Linked DNA regions of Homo sapiens: region 2 is linked to region 1. A link is an interaction called in ENCODE POLR2A ChIA-PET data of the cell type or tissue named here. Cell type or tissue: GM12878. All regions are shown on one strand. Links, peaks and the distances in the headings refer to the core of each region. The heading gives the core; the rest is flanking DNA. Region 1 has its middle 35 kb from the start of BATF. Region 2 has its middle 27 kb from the start of BATF.

The links. Peaks named below come from ENCODE experiments on the same cell type or tissue, not always from the same donor. Only the 100,000 strongest peaks of a DNase experiment are listed, where the experiment ranks them.
Region 2: POLR2A ChIA-PET joins it to region 1 with 7 read pairs; 6 of 35 experiments call an interaction of 5 or more read pairs at or near these places.

The regions. Positions count from the first base shown.
Region 1 is chr14:75,486,261-75,489,170 of GRCh38, forward strand. No RefSeq gene overlaps it. Among named protein-coding and RNA genes, the nearest start is that of BATF, 35 kb to the right of the region's middle. In GM12878, for the core only: no CTCF peak of the experiment used is centred there; a DNase peak (open chromatin) is centred at 1,241; H3K4me3 peaks cover 369 bases; H3K27ac peaks cover 1,901 bases.
Region 2 is chr14:75,548,214-75,551,123 of GRCh38, forward strand. No RefSeq gene overlaps it. Among named protein-coding and RNA genes, the nearest start is that of BATF, 27 kb to the left of the region's middle. RefSeq lists an enhancer at 945-1,194. In GM12878, for the core only: no CTCF peak of the experiment used is centred there; a DNase peak (open chromatin) is centred at 1,161; H3K27ac peaks cover 1,396 bases.

The DNA of each region.
Region 1 (2,910 bases), core at 198-2,697:
AGAAAGAAAGAAAGAAAGAAAGAAAGAAAGAAAGAAAGAAAGAGAGAGAGAGAAAGAGAGAGAAAGAGAAAGGAGGAAAGGAAGAAAGAAAGAAGGAAGGAAGGAAGGAATGAAGGAAGAAAAAGAAAGAGAGAGAAAGGAGGAAAGGAAGAAAGAAACAAAGAGGAAAGAAGGAAGAAAGAAAGATAGGAAGGAGAGAAAGAAAGAAAAAAGAAAGAAAAAAGAAAGGAAGGTAGGAAGGAAGGAAGGAAAGAAAGAAAAAGAAAAGAAAAGAAAGAAAGAAAGAAAGAAAGAAAGACCATCTGAGCTGTGAATGTGACCACAACACATTTAAGAGGGTGGGGACAACCCTCACTGGAATTATCTCATGTGTGCAACTGGGATGCAGAGTGGGGTTGGGTAGGAAGCCTGCCAAACTGCCTATGGGAGCCAATAATGGTCACCCGAATAGGACACAATGCTGCCAATGGACTATATGTGTAGTTTCATATGTGTAAAATACATACAACCTTCAATGCATGTTGTTGGTTTTTGCTATAACTCTTGAGAGACTGGAAAAACATCATCTGTCATCATAGGATTTAACCCTTGCTTAAGATCCGGCGGCAGCTTCTGGTGGGCTTCCCTAGTGCGGCGTCCCTGCCCCGTCTTGCTCTGGCCCCTCTCATTCTCTGCTCCAGCCAGACTGAACAGCTCTTACTTCCTTCTAAACGCTTCCAACATTTTAATCTTGGCTCTACCTTGGAATGCCCAGGGTTATGTGACTTGCCCAAGGACAAAATAAGGATGTAGTGGAGTTGATATTCAAAGCCGGATTTATCTCACTCCAAAGCAAGGACAAAGAATTCCCTTAGGAAATCAGCGGTGGCCCATCTATTTGTGTGGAGAAACAAGAGTTGCTTATAATTCTGGGTAGTGGGATGTCCCCATCGCTTCACCTAGTCAACACCTGTGTCTCATTTAAAACTCAATTCAGGCATCGCTGCACTTTCAGTGGGTTGTTTTTTTTTTTTAGGTTTGAAGCTCATTTAACAACGAGCAAAGGGGTTGCAGAGTAAGAACGCTGATGTTTTTCTCTGGGAATAGGTGGCCACATCCAAAGACAAAGAAATGTTCGAAGTCTTTGCATTTGGAGAGAAAACACCATGCCCATTGCTGCAGCCTGAATTCCCAATGAGTAGTGCCTCTGTCTGGAGTTAAAGGATGATGTACCATGTGGAACCAGGATGTGGTAACTCCTTAAACCCTGCCACTCTTTCACACCTTTGATATGACTCATTTTGATGAAATTCAACGAACTCAGAGCACCTGCTCATGCAGCAGAATATTTTTGAGCTAGAAAGCTCCACGACTTCCTCTCCCTAAGACTGCAGAAAGCTTAGCCCCAGGCTATGAAGAGAGCCAGCAGAATGACCACTGGCACCAGAGGACACTGGTCTTGCCCGCCCACCCTTCGCTGTGCCGGCTCCTCACCCCTGTGCTGGGTGCAGTAGAGGCTGGTCCTCCAAGTCTCACTTGGGACTTGCCCAAGTGAGAGACACTAGGGCAAAAAATATAGCCATATATGCATGCAGATATATACCAGCAGAATGACCACTGGCACCAGAGGACACTGGTCTTGCCCGCCCACCCTTCGCTGTGCCGGCTCCTCACCCCTGTGCTGGGTGCAGTAGAGGCTGGTCCTCCAAGTCTCACTTGGGACTTGCCCAAGTGAGAGACACTAGGGCAAAAAATATAGCCATATATGCATGCAGATATATATCAGCAGAATGACCACTGGCACCAGAGGACACTGGTCTTGCCCGCCCACCCTTCGCTGTGCCGGCTCCTCACCCCTGTGCTGGGTGCAGTAGAGGCTGGTCCTCCAAGTCTCACTTGGGACTTGCCCAAGTGAGAGACACTAGGGCAAAAAATATAGCCATATATGCATGCAGATATATATGGCTATACTTTTTTTTGCTGTTGGGTTTTTGTTGTTGTTGTTGTTGTTGTTTTGAGACAGTCTTGCTCTGTCACCCAGGCTGGAGTGCAATGGCGCGATCTTGGCTCACTGCAACCTCCACCTCCCAGGTTCAAGCGATTCTCCTGCCTCAGCCTCCTGAGTAGCTGGGATTACAGGCGTGCACCACCATGCCCGGCTAATTTTTTGTATCTTTAGTAGAGACAGGGTTTCACTATGTTGGCCAGGCTGCTCTCAAACTCCTGACCTCATGATCTGCCCACCTCGGCCTTCCAAAGTGCTGGGATTACAGGCGTGAGCTACTGCGTCCAGCCTGCTGGCAGACCACCAATTCGTATATACTGACTGATGTCAGTTTCAGGAAATCAAAAAAAGTATATGTATATGTATATGTATATGTATATGTATATGTATATGTATATGTATATGTATATGTATATGTATAATCTAAATTTCCATCCATTTCTACATCTGTCCAGAAGGATATTCATTAAAATATTAACAGCAGTTCTCTCTGGATGGCAGGATTATAATTATTTGACTCACATATTTCCAGACCTCCCAAATTTTCCAAAGTTCCTGTGCATTAGCTACATGAGCTGAAGAACAAGCCCAAAGCCCATTCTTTTTTAAATAGCTGAGACTCCAAGTCTAGGGGATGCTCCGAGTGACGGACAAAGCCCTTCCTTCGAGGATGATTCTAGGAAGATCCTGGGGCGTCAGCCTTCTCTGGGCAGCGTCTTTGCTGCCCTCTGCTGGTCATTTGGAAGCTCGGCAAGTCCAAGTCCAGCCCCTTTCTTGTGGAGCAGTTTCTTCTTTAGGTTTGCCCTCTGAGGCCCAATTTCTTAGAACTGTTTTCGTTTTGTTTCATTTTTCTGAGATAGAGAATCCTTTTAAACTTAAAAAAAAAAGAAAAGGGCCGGGCGCGGTGGCTCACGCCTGTAATCCCA
Region 2 (2,910 bases), core at 192-2,691, 62 kb after region 1:
ATTGTGCCAGGCGCCCACCTGATTGAGCTCCTTCAGTAGCCACCCTCAGTCTCATCCATTTGTCCTTTAGAGGGACAGCCTCTGCCTGCTGCCTCCCCGGTGGCATCCCTCATGGGGTGACAGAAGGGAGGAGAAGTCCTGCTTCCCTGTGTCAGTGCCCCCTGAACCCGCTGGCCAACCACTCTGGCCGGTTTGAGGCCAAGTTTCAACTCTAGACCTCCCCTGTGTGTGTCTCTCCTGCCCCTCTCAGATGATGCCAGTGTTGGGCTATTGTGATTATTAAATGCCATAGAAGTTTGGATGAGCTGCATCCCAGCAGGTGGTGGGGTCACAGCCCCTTGGGAGGAGTCCAACCCAACAGCCTCTGATGGCACATTGCAATCTTTGGGGCTCTCACCAGAGAAGCTGGTGCCCATGGGAGCCTAGGATGTGGACACTGGGCTGAGCCCCGTAATTCAGAGCCTGGGAAGACAGCCCAGAAGACGTTCCCTGAGTGCTGGCATTTCTCCCAGCACAGAATCTTGCATTGTAACCTTTGGTCTCCCAACGAAACGTGGCAAAACAGGCTCCCCTTTCAGTGCAGAGCCTCCATGTGGACTGGGCAGATGTGTCATGAGGAGGAGCTTTCTTAATTTCCTTCAGAACCTGGATTTTGGTAGCTAACGCTCTGTCTAGCTCTTTCCCACCCCTCTGTTAACGAGAAGAGCAAAGAAGCCGATCTTCACTTCAGATGTTGCAGTCATAAAATATAATTCATTTTTCTTTCATAATTATTATTTTTTCTTTTTTTGAGACACGGTCTCACTCTGTCACCCAGGCTGGAGTGCAGTGGTGCAATCATGGCTCACTGCAGCCTTGACTACCCACACTCAAGCGATCCTCCCACCTCAGCTTCCCAAGGTGTTGGGATTACAGGCATGAGCCATTGCACCTGGCCTTCTTTCACGATCTAAAGACGTAGAACTTTGAGTCCAGCTTTCTTTGCTACTATCTCTGCCAGGGCCTGGCCTCTTGTGGGCAGGCTTTCTTTGAATCAGAGATTTTCATCTCCACCCATGCTCTAGCACTGTGATTTTCCCCAGAAACCCCCACAGAAGGCACATGACTTCTGCCGGCATCTTCTGAATGACATTCAGGGCCAGAACTAGAAAAGCAGAGTTCACGTGCACGGTTCCCATCTCTCAGCAAGGACTTCTCTTCCCCTTTCATTCTCTACTTTCTACTGACCCCAGGCAGTTCCACTTCTCCTGTCTAGTCAGCCCGGTAGAGGTAGCAGGTAGCTGAGCCTGGAGCTGGTGCCAAGGCTGACTTCATGTCCATGCAGGCAAATTGGAGAGGCAGCCATGAATAGAAATTTGAACATCCGTAGCTTTAACCTTGGATGTTTCACCAACCAGGTTCTGTCCCAGCCTTCTACCCATGACAGGGATGGCTCCCTCAGTCTGGTGGGCCACTTGACCCACACTCAAACGCCTTCTACCCAGGCAGGCACTGTGAAAGCATGGGACCCACTGGATGTAGGGCAATTGGGAGTGGTGGAGAATGTGGCAAACTAAGGAGAGTGTGCAGCTGTCTGTCGTTCAGTTCTCTCCCATGGTGCCATGTGGGAATTTAGGCCTGGGCTTGCCATGTCTTCCAGTTTGTCAAGAAAAGCCAAAATCAGAATTTCTACATGAAATCTCTCAATTCTTTTTTTCTTCCCTTCCCTTTCTTCCTCCCTCCCTCCCTCCTTCCTTCCCTTCCTCCCTCCCTCCTTCCCTCCCTCCCTTCCTTCTTTCTTTTTTTCTTTCTTTCTTCCTTCCTTCCTTTTTTTCCTTTCTTATTCCTTTCTTCCTTTCTTTCCTCCTTTCTTTTTGCTTTCTTTCTTTCTTTCTTTCTTTCTTTCTTTCTTTCTCTCTTTCTCTCTTCTTTTCTTCTTTTCTTTCTTTCTTTTCTGACAAGGTCTCACTCTGTGGCCCAGGCTGGAGTGCAGAGCTGCTGTCATAGCTCACTGCAGCCTCGACCTCCTGGGCTCAAGCAATCCTTCCACCTCAGCCTCCCAAGTAGCTGGGACTACAGGGGCATGCCACCACACCCAGCTATTTTTTTATTTTTGTTTTTTTCATTTTTCTGTAGCAAGGGGATCTCATTATATTGCCCAGACTGATCTTGAACTCTTGGCCTCAAGCCATCCTCTCATTTCAGCCTCCCAAAATGTTGGGATTACAGGCATGAGCCACCACATCCAGCCCATGTGTCTAAATAAAATACTTAAAACATTATAAATCAAGCTTACAAGTTGTTAACAAAACACATTCTTTTCTTCTTCCTTGACAAGGATACTTTCATCACAACCTAAAAGGCCAAGTTTGAACTCAGAATTCTTAGACACTTCAAAATTTTATATTAGCACAAGGTAGTGAGAAAGAAGCAGTACCCGGACTGCAGCTTGCCGCTTTCTTGCCCTCCCCTGGTTCTTCCTGTACCACAGCAGCCTCCAGTTCATGCCGGCGGACATGCCAGCCTGGAAGACCAAATTCCGTCCACATTCACCCCCACAGGACCCATCCCTTGGGTCCAGAGATGCACATACCAGTGGTCTGGTCCACACTCGGGAAGAAGTATCCAGGGAAGAGGCTTCAGCTCCTGGAAGCCAGCCCAGGGCCAGTTACTAAGGGGATTCTGGTGTCCTTGGAATGTTGGGCACAGTCTAAAGGGGGACACAGGGTTCTAGGTAGGTGTCTCCTTAGTTCTAAGGACTTTTTGCCCCAACAAGAGGAGCGTAGCAGGAGGAATGGCAGTGCTAGTCCCTGCATTGTCGGGAGTTCAGAGCAGAGACGTCTTTTGTCCAGGTCTGAAGGTGGCACTGCAGAGACCTGCCCATTTGCAACTCTGATCTAGGTCAGCAATATCTCCTGGAAAAGCCCAGGC